Regions from separate parts of the Homo sapiens genome. Here region 1 is linked to region 2. Evidence: chromatin contacts called from ENCODE Hi-C data. All regions are on one chromosome and are shown on one strand. Each heading gives the region's core, a stretch centred on a gene start or an enhancer-like site at or near the end of the contact. The rest is flanking DNA. Distances are from core to core; before and after follow the strand shown. Region 1 holds the start of ASNS (asparagine synthetase (glutamine-hydrolyzing)). Region 2 holds the start of CASD1 (CAS1 domain sialic acid O acetyltransferase 1).

The links. Hi-C counts contacts between places; a loop is a spot of excess contacts on that map. Pooled maps may share reads with other maps.
Region 1: a loop to region 2 is called in a map of B cell, with 23 times the contacts of the local background. The contact joins the promoter of ASNS here to the promoter of CASD1 in region 2. A Hi-C loop is called at or near these places in 2 of 168 maps with a recorded cell type or tissue (B cell and CD4-positive, alpha-beta memory T cell) and 9 of 50 pooled maps.

Annotation. Positions count from the first base shown.
Region 1 is chr7:97,871,098-97,873,903 of GRCh38, reverse strand. It overlaps ASNS (asparagine synthetase (glutamine-hydrolyzing)), which reads left to right and starts at 1,496. Exons shown (of 13, transcript NM_001673.5): 1 at 1,496-1,553. The region is part of intron 7 of CZ1P-ASNS (CZ1P-ASNS readthrough); the gene reads left to right. RefSeq lists silencers at 1,265-1,354, 1,665-1,774 and an enhancer at 900-1,615.
Region 2 is chr7:94,508,429-94,511,128 of GRCh38, reverse strand. It overlaps CASD1 (CAS1 domain sialic acid O acetyltransferase 1), which reads right to left and starts at 1,320. Exons shown (of 18, transcript NM_022900.5): 1 at 912-1,320. The coding sequence starts at 1,044. RefSeq lists silencers at 657-1,016, 1,117-1,266, 1,307-1,526 and enhancers at 60-1,046, 1,047-2,035.

The sequences.
Region 1 (2,806 bases), core at 247-2,746, 3.4 Mb before region 2:
TGCCTTTGCACACTCTCCCTGAAAGAGGAGGGCAAGGGAGCCAGGATAGAAAGTGAGGTGGAGAAGTGTAGAGCTCTGGACGGACAAGCAGGAGATACGCAGCACAAGGAAGCACACTAGGTAACACACCAAGCAGGGGAACCTGTCTTTCACTACATAGGCAAGATGCTACGGGAAATGGGCTCTGGGTTTACACAGATTATGACTCAGTTCTCTACTGTTGTGAAGCTGTGTTTGGATAAATCCCTCAACTTTTCTGAGTCTTATTTTTTCATTTGTAAAATGTAGATAGAAGACCTACTTTCCCACATTGCTCTCAGGTTTAAAGTACGTCAATTAGGATACAGCAAAGTCTGTTTGATACTGAAAACTTTCCAGCAACAATGAACCTTAGAACAAGTCATCTCTCATCTTTGCTCTTGCCTGTAACTACTAAGCGACTACTCCATCTTCTGTTCTTAGGGATTTTAAATTGTTGACGTTTTTGATTTAGTCAGGAATGCGTTGTATGGGGATATCAAACCTGCATGCTCTCCAAGCATTGACTGTAGTCTGATCTTAGTAGGTCGTGCACATATAATTTTACTATTTCTCAATTTATTTCGGTGCTGATGTAATTAGTAAAATACGATTTAAGAGTGTTATGATACTTTTTAAAAATCGTGATGTCTTTTCTTCATCAAAGAGATACTTAAAAGCACATAATCATCTTGTGGAGGCAAGTTGACAAAATCCTTTTTGAGATTCTAAAAGGAATCTTTGTACTTAAAATGTTTAAGGACCACTGATGTATTTTGGCTTCATGTATCAATTAGATTTAGATTTTATTGTTTTAGAGATGGGGGTCTCCCTTTGTCGCCCAGGCTGGAGTTGAGCTCACCTCAGCCTCAAACGCCTGGGCTCAAACTATCCTTCTGCCTCAGCCTCCTGAGTTGCTGGGACTACCATGGTGTGCCACCAATTTTTATAGAGATGTGATCTCGCTGTGTTTCCCAGGCTGGTCTTGAACTCCTGGTTTCAAGTGATCCTCTTGCCTTGGCTTCCCAAAGTGTTGGGATTACAGGCGTGAGCCACCGCTCCTGGCCCCGATTTATTAATAGATCTTATAAGGACATTTTAGGCCTCACGCATCAGTTTCTTAGGACAAGCTTTTCTCTGCACTGCATAATAAATCAGACGGCAGTGCAACAAAAAAACGGTGATGATTTCCCGAAGAACAAACCAAGTTCAGAAGCCTCCCTAATTGTCAGAACAGCAGGTAGCCTGGGCGGAGCTCTGAGGCTATCCTTAAACAGGCGCACTGAGACGCAAGGCGCTGGAAACAAAAGAGCTCCTCCTTGCGCCCTTCCGCCGCCCCACTTAGTCCTGCTCCGCCCCGGACACCCCGCGGCCCCGCCCCTGTGCGCGCTGGTTGGTCCTCGCAGGCATGATGAAACTTCCCGCACGCGTTACAGGAGCCAGGTCGGTATAAGCGCCAGCGGCCTCGCCGCCCGTCAAGCTGTCCACATCCCTGGCCTCAGCCCGCCACATCACCCTGACCTGCTTACGCCCAGGTGAGCCGGGTCCTGCGCCCCGTGCCCTGCGCCCCGCGCCAGCATCCTCCTCGCGTGCCCTGGGGCTGCTCCGGAAGGAAGGGGTGGAGGATGCGGTCTTCAGCCTGGCACCCGGCAGACGCGGTTCGCGGGCGCCTGCTGATGCTGCGGCTCCTGCGGTAGGGAGGGCGGGGCGGACGCCTAGCGATTGTTACGCACCTGACAGCTAGCGGAAGGACCTTTCTGTCCTGGTTCCCTGAAGCATCGAGAGGGAACCGCGGCCGGCAGGCCGGACCGCTCCGGAGAGGAGGCAGCGGCAGTTTGAGCCCCTGTAAATGTTATATGTGTACTTTTTTTTACTATGTGGCGTCGAAGCCTGTGGACATTTTCGCGGTCCGGGTCCCTGCGGCGGACGGGTCGGATCGTGCTCGTGGCCAGGGCGCAGTCAGGTGTCGCGTGGTCCTGATCTAGGAAGAGACTGCGGCCTTATCACCGTCTCGGTGTCTGCTTTCACCTTCAACTGCCCCCCTCCTCACCTGGACCGCTCACCCTCCTCCTCCCCTCTCACCCCGCCATCCCCACCAGTCCCCACCTGTCTCTGTAGACTGCAAGACTCATCAAGTGACTTGCTGAGCAAACCCTGCCGAGAAGAGGTCTGTTTAGGGACACAGGCGACCAAGTACAGAAAAAGGCAAAAGAACTAGCATGCCTTTTTCAATGGCTGTCATTTTGCAGGGCTGGCTTCAGATGATTGTTATAGCTTTAAATAAAAAGGACAGTTTTCATCTCGGCCCGTGGCCTACATTATTTCTTTACTGTCCATTGCCCTGGGCGCTTGACTAATAATTTAACAGCAGTTTTTTTTTTTAAATTTTAAATCATGATTCATAGCATTGCTGTAAGAGTAATTAGAGGTAAAGTAGGGCTTGAACCTGTCTGTAGTTGGTTACTTACTGAGATCTTAATATAAAAGTAAAGGGAGAGGGTGAAGTTGTAAGTAGCACTAAGTGGAATAGAAATTAAATGCACTGAAACTGCCATGTCCAGTTCGGTAGGCGCTAGCCACCTGTAACTGTTGAGCACTTGAAGTGCTGGCTAGTCCTAACTGAGATGTATTGTGTTAAATACACTGGATTTTGTCGTTGGAGTAGGAAGAACAGTGTAAAATATCTGCTCGATAATATTTTATATTGATTACATATATGTTAAAATGTTACTATTTGGGACATACTGAGTTAAGTTTATTTAAAATTAATTTCACCTTTTTCTTTTAA
Region 2 (2,700 bases), core at 71-2,570:
CTCTCTCCCAGTGACATTTTTACAAAGGAAAAAAAACAATCAATCAGCAAGGAGAAGTAAATATCCCTTGATTACTGAAAGATAATTCATTCTCAAATCAGGTCATATTTCCTTTTCCCCTTTACACCAATTTCAAAACCCATGGCCAAGGCCTGCTTTCAAAGTGCTTACAACTTGCTTTCAACTGCCCACCTTTACGCCTGTCAACCCACAACTTCCTTCCAAAAATCTGCTCTGGTGCCTTAACTTTGTAAAAAGTGTGCACTCCGAAGCCTTTAAACGTTTCTGCATCACAAAAGCTGGGTGGCACCTCTTCCATTTGGCCACAGGCATCTTTTGCCAGCTGTCGCCCTTTTGGCAAAGGAAAATGGGGGCGGCCCTTGCCGCTGTCCAACAGCCCAGACTGGGTGTTACAGGGCAGAGGCAAAATTAAACAAAGGCTAAGGAGCCGGACCCTTAAGAGGCAGGACCTGCGACCCCACTGCTGGCAGCGGTGCCCCTTGCAGGGCGGCCTTGGGCTTCATGCGCCCCGGGCTGCCCCCAAGGACCGCCTGTCCGACTTCCTGCACGCGAGCCCCTGATCTGGAGCGTCTCCCCGAACCCAGACCGCTCAGGAGCCGGACCTCAGCAGCACTTTTGGCCAGGTCCAGGGTTGGCGCCCCCGACCCCAGCGCGGGCGGCTCGGGGCGCCCAGAACCACCAGCCATTGTCCTTTGGTGGCCCCCACTGGGGTCCACTCAGTTGGCCTCGGGCGCCGGCCGCTGCTGGGGACACCTGGGGGAACCGCCTCCCCCGCGGGCCGGGCCGGCGGAAGGCCGCGTGGGCGTGTGTTGGGCGATGGGGGCGGCCTCCAGCCGCCGCGTCGCCGCCTCCCCCACGGCCTGCCCGGGCAGAGGGGAGGGCCCGCTCACCTCGGTAGCGGCGGGAGGCGAGGTGGCACGCTGCGAGCAGCAGCACGGCCACCAGCGCCAGCACCTTGGCGCTCCTCACGCTGAAGTAGTGGTTGATCTCCCGCTTGCCCAGGTTGTAGGCCAGAGCCGCCATCTTGGTTCCTCCATGACAACAGTGCGCGGCGGAGCGGGAAAGGGGCGCCGCACAGGGGCAGCACTGGGGCTGCCGCCGCTGCAGCCAGGCGAGGAGCGGCCGCCAGCTCCCCAGGCCGCCACCTGCGCCTCCCGCCGGGGAACCTGACCCCGCGGCCGCGGCGCCCCCGACCTCCGCCTGCCCCTCCTCGGCCGCGGCCGACTCGGCGGCCTCCCCCCAGCCCCGCCGCCGCTGCTCCGCCGTGCCGGTTCCCCAGGCGCCCTGGACGCCTGTCTCCTCCCCTTCCTCCTCCTCTTTAGCCTCCTGCCTTAATAGCGGCTGCGCCTGCGAGGGGGGTCCGGATGCCCAGTGCTCCGGGGTCACCGGGTCACGCGCCCCGGCGGGCGGCGGCGGCTGCGGCAGAGCCATGGGGGTGTGGGGAGAGAGTACTAGGGGTACCCGCCTGGCCCGGACGCGAGCCTTAGGGCTGTCTCCTAGTTTACTGGCCGCTACCTGAGCCCAGGTTGGGGCAATAGAACTACAGTTCCGGGAGAAAAGTACACATCGTCCCATTCCTTCCTTCCCCAACACTCCCCTTTCTCAGCCTTCTACTGCCAGAACCCGCCCAGCGGGATGCGAAGGACACCCTAAGGTCGTTTATTGTCTGGCTATCCGTGGCCTGGCTGGTCAGTCTGGCTGCCCCTGGGTGCTGGCCAGATTGGATTGATGGATCCAGTTGATGGTGCTGGCCGATGGATTGCTGGCATCCAACCCAGGAGTGAAACCAGTCTTAACACTTAACTCACCGCTCTGGCCAGTTTCTCTTAAACCGTTTTTTTAATGTCCTCAGTTTGCCCAGTTCTGGTGGGCGAAAGTACACCAAAGTTCCGAATGGAAGGTACAGAAGGAGCCTAACTTAGTGTAGGTGTTGATGAGAAAAGAGTCTGACTCTCACTTGTATTTACGCAAGTTTGGCTAGGTCGATGTGCCAAAAAAATTCGTTTTTTTTGAGAGGGAGTCTCACCCTGTCGCCCAAGCTCTAGTGCAGTGGCGTGATCTTCGCTCACTGCAGCCTCCCCCTCCTGGGTTCAAATGGTTGTCCTGCCTGAGCCTGCCGAGTAGCAGAGATTGCAGGCGCCCGCCACCACACCCGTTTAATTTTTGTATTTTAATAGAGACGGGGGTTTCACCATTTTGGTCAGGCTGGTCTCGAACTCCTGACCTCAAATGATCTGCCCATCTCGGCCTCCCAAAGTGCTGGGATTACAGGCATGAGCCACCAAGCCTAGCCAAAAAAAATTTTTCTTAATGTGCTTATGACAATCATCCCCGCTACTAACGTTGGTTAATGTTTTGTGATTCTCAATAAAGCCAGCACTCCATTTCCTTAATAAAGCATTGTTATCCCTACTCTCCTCTCGCTCCCACCCCACCTTTTTTAAATGGTTTTTCTTGTTGCCTTCCAGATGGGAATGGTTATTTACATTGCTTGCCATTCTACTTGCCTTGCCTTGTTTAGAGTGAGTCATTGTTTAGTTGGGGTGTTGTCAAGTATTCTTTACAACTTTCCCATTTAGCCATTCCTGAACTTGTGCTTATAGGCCCCTCTTAAAATTATAGAATATTAGATATGAAGGGACTGTAGAGATCTTGTCTACTCATTCCCATTCTCTTCAT